Regions from separate parts of the Homo sapiens genome. Here region 1 is linked to region 2. The links are chromatin loops, found by intact Hi-C in ENCODE. Cell type or tissue: heart right ventricle. All regions are shown on one strand. Links, peaks and the distances in the headings refer to the core of each region. The heading gives the core; the rest is flanking DNA.

The links. A loop is a pair of places that touch in the nucleus more often than their neighbours do. Peaks named below come from ENCODE experiments on the same cell type or tissue, not always from the same donor. Only the 100,000 strongest peaks of a DNase experiment are listed, where the experiment ranks them.
Region 1: it touches region 2 in a loop (3-fold over the local background); 4 of 110 quality-filtered maps call a loop at or near these places.

The regions. Positions count from the first base shown.
Region 1 is chr1:226,911,595-226,914,509 of GRCh38, reverse strand. It overlaps LOC107985354 (a long non-coding RNA gene), which reads right to left. Exons shown (of 3, transcript XR_001738506.2): 2 at 1-1,207. Among named protein-coding and RNA genes, the nearest start is that of COQ8A, 27 kb to the left of the region's middle. In heart right ventricle, for the core only: CTCF peaks have their summits at 1,533 and 1,740 (motif pointing left); a DNase peak (open chromatin) is centred at 1,719.
Region 2 is chr1:227,233,504-227,236,418 of GRCh38, reverse strand. The region is part of intron 2 of CDC42BPA (CDC42 binding protein kinase alpha); the gene reads left to right. It also overlaps the pseudogene LOC100418874. Among named protein-coding and RNA genes, the nearest start is that of CDC42BPA, 84 kb to the left of the region's middle. In heart right ventricle, for the core only: CTCF peaks have their summits at 1,112 and 1,312 (motif pointing left); no DNase peak of the experiment used is centred there.

The DNA of each region.
Region 1 (2,915 bases), core at 229-2,728, 320 kb after region 2:
TCAATACAAGGAAGGACTGTCCAACAGTCAGGGGTAATGCAGTGGGCTGCGGAAACCATACAGGGAGGTGGCAAGGCTGAATTCCAGAGCCAGGCCAACCTGAGTTTGCATGCTGACGATTTCTTGGTATGTGACCTTGGCCAAGTTACTTAGTCTTCTAAGCCTATTTTTTCATCCGTAAAAGATGATAGCACTACTTCTTAGTGTTGTTATGAATAAAGTGAGATAATACATGCCTTGTGCATATCACAGTGCCTGGCATAGAGCAAACCCTCCATAAATGTTATCCAGTATTTGTTATGATTCTTAATGATGGTTAATGACTGAGCTCTGTCTACCAGCAACCTGGAAGTTAAAAAGTGATGTGTGAAGAGGGTTCTACAGTCAAATCCATTTGATAAAGGTTGGAGTAATCAAAGTTCAACAGGTTTCTTTACTCTGTGGCTTCTCTGAGGCTTTAATATACAACCCATCATATTTGGCCACAGAACCCTTTTTCATGGAGCATCTTGAGGGAAGTGAGTGTTTTGAACACACTTTGGAAAACATTGAATTACAGGACTTCTGAAATTCTTTCTGACTCTAACTTTGAAAAAGCTGTGAATTTCAAATGCAGTGATGTTTATAACTGGTGTTTATTGAGCACTTACTATGAGCCAGGTACTGAATTAAGCACTTTAGAAACCTAATGTCATATTATTCTCTCAGCAACCCTGTAATATTATGTCTGCTTTCTACAGTTGAGAAAATTGAGACTCAGAGAGGTTAAGCAGCTTGCCCGAGGTTACACAGCTAACACATGGTGGAACCAGGAGTGTTACCTTGGCTATCCTTTCAAAGCCCTGCTCCTCTTAACCAGTAGGCCACACTTTATCAGAGACTGCTGATTTTTTATGTATCATTGTGTTGACTCAACACAATGATGAATATTTGCAGGGGTAAAAACCAAAGTGAAGTTGGCATTACAGTAAGGGGGAGAGAGCACAGACCAGGAGCCGGGAGGGTCGGATTTGAACCCTTGTGTTGTGACTTCAGAGCTTATGCCCTTTCCACTGACCAGCATTTGAGCCAGCTCCTTCATGCCAGGTTGCTTTAAGATTGTTGGGAGAAGTCGTAGGAGCCGCTGGCTAACAGGATGTAGAGAGTATGTCTATGTTAAATGACTGCAGGGCTTTGCTTTCATTGCTAGAGATGTCCATGACTTGTTCTGATAAAAAATAAAAAATAAATGAGGCCTTAGTTTTGGGAAAAACTTCACATATGCCCTTTACTTCCACCTTAATCCAAGACTAGAGAAAAGGTGCCTCCTCTCCCCTTCTCACTTTACTGCATGAGAACCACGTGCTCCCGAACAGTAAGTGTTCTAGGGTGCTCACCTCTCCCTGCAGGCAATGGCAAGAAGGCCTAACCCTTCCAGGTTAAAGTTCAGGATCTAGAAGATGGAGTTCTATGCTCAGCTCTGCACAACACAGAGATAATGTTCATTCACCAAACATGTCAACCCTATGATGTGCTCAGGCTCTGGCTGGGGCCTCTCTCCTGGCCCCTGGGAGGGAGAGAACAGGAGGCCTGAGCCTCCCACAGAACAAGGACCTGGTTTATCGTCTTTGCTTCTCCAGTACCACCAGCCAGGGACTCGGTAGGAACTGGATGCTGAAGGCTGACCTGGTGAACACCTGTGCTTGAGGCCCCCGCAAGGGCTCAGGGCGGAATCGGCTGCCCTCATGTGGCCACCCTGGAGTGGAGCTAACAGGAGAAATTCAAGGCAAATGGAGGAGTCCCTGGAGACGCGAAAGGGACGTGGCTGAAGGACAGCAGAAGTGTAAAGCCACCAGAAGAAAGCCGCAGCCTTCCGGAGGGACAGTGGTCCTCAAACGTTTTGGTCTCAGGACCCCTTTAAACTTGTAAAACTTACTGAGGACTGCAAAGACCTTTTGTTATGTGGGTTAGCTCTATCCTGTTGAGAAATTACAACTGAGAATTTTATTTATGTATCAACTTTTTAAAAAATAACAAAAATAAACATTTCATTTTAACATAAATAAGTTTTTTGAAAATAGCTATATTTTTACAAACCAAAAACCTTTCATGAAGACTGGCATTTGTTTACATTTTTGCAATTCTCTTTACTAGAATAAAAAGAATATCTTAATAGAAGAGAGCTGGATTCGGCCAGGCACAGTGGCTCACGCCTGTAATCCCAGCACTTTGGGAGGCCCAGGTGGGTGGATCACCTGAGGTCAGAAGTTCAAGACCAGCCTGGCCAACATGGCAAAACCCCGTCTCTATTAAAAACACAAAAATTAGCCAGGCATGGTGGCGGGCACCTGTAATCCTAGCTACTTGGGAGGCTGAGGCAGAGAGAATTGCTGAAAACCCAGGAGGTGAGGTCGGGCACGGTGGCTCACATCGGTAATCCCACCACTTTGGGAGGCCAAGGCTGGCAGATCACCTGAAGTCAGGAGTTCAAGACCAGCCTGACCAACATGGTGAAACCCCATCTCTACTAAAACTACACAATTAGCCAGGTGTGGTGGCGCGTGCCTGTAATTCCAGCTACTCTGGTGGCTGAGGCAGGAGAATTGCTTGAACCCAGGAGGCAGAAGTTGCAGTGAGCTGAGATCGCACCACTGCACTCCAGCCTGGGCAATAGAGCAAAACTCTGTCTCCACAAAAAAAAAAAAAAGAAGAAGAAGAAGAAGACAGCTGGATTCTCCGACCTGCTTTTGGAGTCAATCCCTTGTGATATCACATATCGTATCATGCAGCTTCTGGACAACTCCTGTGTACACTTGTAATAGAAGGAGAATGGTAAGGTAATGTAGTTTTATTACAAAATAGTTTTGACTTCATGGGCCCCCAGGACCACACTTTGAGAAGCACGGCTGTAGAGTTTAAGCTAAGAACTAACTCTG
Region 2 (2,915 bases), core at 120-2,619:
TATATCATAAATTGATAAGCAGATAAAAAATCAAGACATAGAGGTATTTGTTTTTTTTGAAGGGAGAAACTTTTAATGGCACAGTTATTCCAATTCCACGTTAAGATGATTGGTAAAGTAGTGATTTTTAAAAACAGCAAAAGCTGGTTTCTCCCAAATTAGTTTCCCCAAGGGATTAGAGGTCAGTCTGTCATTCAGTCAAATCTATATCCAGTAGGGACCACCCAGTTTTGTTTTAGGCTAGTCTGTTGGGATATATAGTCTGCAACTAGCAGAGTTGCAGCTCTAACAAGTGTTAGAAATGTTCATTCACAGAATCACCTGAGGTACATAGAAAATAAAGCTTCTATTAAAAGAATTATGCTACAGAAAAGAACAGAGAGGATATATATACAACACAGGAAGACTCAGCTGATTCAGGGACCCCAGGAGAAAGTGGCTTTCTTCATTTAAAAAGCTACTTACCATCTCTCCTGTTAACTTATTCCAAATCTAGAAAGAAAGTACTTGCCAAGAGATACTGATTATATATGGGAATTTAAATCCTCCTTGTTAGGAATTCCACTAGCAATTCTTTTGGAAAACCTGAAATCAAACCATTTAGGTTCTCACAGAGTTTTACTCTCTGGAGATGCTCTGGTTGGGAGGTTGGTTGGAGTAGGAGTTGGAGCAGCAAGCATTGCGTAGAATGCTAGTCTGTGTGAAAGTCCTTATTAGGAAATTAAAAGGGTTCACTTTGCCTTGTCAGCGGTGAAAATCAGCCCTCAAGGAGGCTGAGAGGTAGCCAGGTTTGGAGTTATTTCCTTTGTTAGGGAACTCTATCTAACCCCCAAAACATAATTCAAATAGTATACACAAAAGTTTGGTTTAGTCCAGTTCTTCAGGCCCTGAAGCACATTAGCCATTGTCTAAACTCTTGAATTATATCTGAACTAAAAGAATAAAAGGACTTCTCACCCATCCCCACTTGCTATATTCAACTTGCCATATTTAAAAAAATACTCAACTCGCCATATTTAAGAAAAAACTTTTGCAGGACTGGCTGGACAGACTACATACTAAAACTTTTTCTAGTACTGATCAGTGTGTGAGATTTCTAACCAGGATTTCTGATTTGATTCCATAGTGGCCTTTTTCTGAGAGAATTCGAAGAAGGCATTGTCACCCTAGTCAGTTTTCTAGGAATTGACAGTCAGCCAGTAGGGGGTGGCAGTCTTCATTCTCCCAGACCAGGCTGCAGATGGTGTAGGTTCTCCTCATTTCTTTGGTGTCATGTTGGACCCTTCAGACTTTGATTGCTGGAAATCAGCATACACAGAGAAGGCTCCATCTGCTGGACCATTCTTGTAAATATCAGCCATGATCTCTACACTTGAAGGTTTACTGTAAAACAGAGGTGTCCAATCTTTTGGCTTCCTTGGGCCACATTGGAAAAAGAATTGTCTTGGGCCACAGATAAAATACACTAACACTAACGATAGCTAATGAGCTAAAAAAAAAAAAAAATCACAAAATCTCATACTGTTTTAAGAAAGTTTACGTATTTGTGTTGGGTCATATTCAAAGCCGTTCTGGGCCACATGCGGCCTGTGGGCCACGGGTTGGGCAAGCCTGCTGTGATAACCATTGCTGTAGTGCTTGTCATCTTTGTAGGAAGGCGTGTAGTGAGGCTTACAAATTTTGAACTTGGGAATGTCTGTCTGCCTCCGTCACATGGGAGCTGAGAGCCATATTGAAATGGTGCTCACGTGGTGGATAGAATAGGGTCTTCAGGCTACGTGGGAGTCATAGAGGCTACCTGAGAGAGAACAGGCTTTTCTTGGTTCAGAAATTCTAGGTTTGAGAAGGAAAGCCTACATACAGCCATCTCCACACTGCACAATAGATGAGCAGTTTTCAGCAGACATCTCCACATTGGTGTTCTTATTGGTCTAAATGTACACCTGGTCAGAAATGGTTTTCATGGCCCCAGATGTTCAGGAAGAGCTACATGAACTCTGTTGATGATGTCTTTTTAATTGTTAGACATTTTGGCCACTGTTCCTGGATCAGCATTTTTTGGGCAGACCCATTTTCTTAACAAACTGTACTCTCTGAGGCAGCTTGGATCTATCCAGGAAAGTTTCCACTAGTTAATTTGCATAGCTCATGTTGGCATTATGGAGACTCAACAGTTTATCTGCAGGGTGTGAAATTGGGGTATTAGTCAGCACCGTAAGGCAGAAAAGGTGGCCAGACCCACTCTTTGGGCTCTGGATCCTGGATTTACTGAAACCGCAGATACCCTGAGCCTGAAGATGCCATGTCCAGTCCTAATACCTGGTTCCTGGAACCCACCTCCACCACTGTTGCCACTTGAACAACATAAAAAAATATTTTAAGGACATGTTATCTTGCTGAACCTAAAAGATAAATAGAGAATTCTACATGCTGCAGAGACTACACATTCTTTTCTAGCTTATTTATGTATTTATTTATTTAAAATTGAGACAGAGTCTCGTCCTGTCACCCAGGCAGGAGTGCAGCAGTGTGATCTCGGCTAACTGCAACTTCCACCTCCTAGGTTCAAGTGATTCTCCTGCCTCAGCCTCCTGAGTAGCTGGGATTACAGGGGTCCGCCACCACGCCTGGCTAATTTTTGTATTTTTAGTAGAGATGGGGTTTCACCATGTTGACCAGGCTGATCTCAAACTCCTGACCTCAGGTGATCTGCCCACCTCAGCCTCCAAAATTCTGTGATTACAGGCGTGAGCCACCGTGCCTGGCCCAAAATGGCTCTTTGAAAGGGTTAATAGGATATTTAAAAATTGTTGGGGTCTTGGGAGGAAAATCACATGATTATTTCAATAAAGGAAAAACATAACTTTGATAGGTATATGTTACAAGAACTCAGAAAATAGGAATAAAGGGGAATA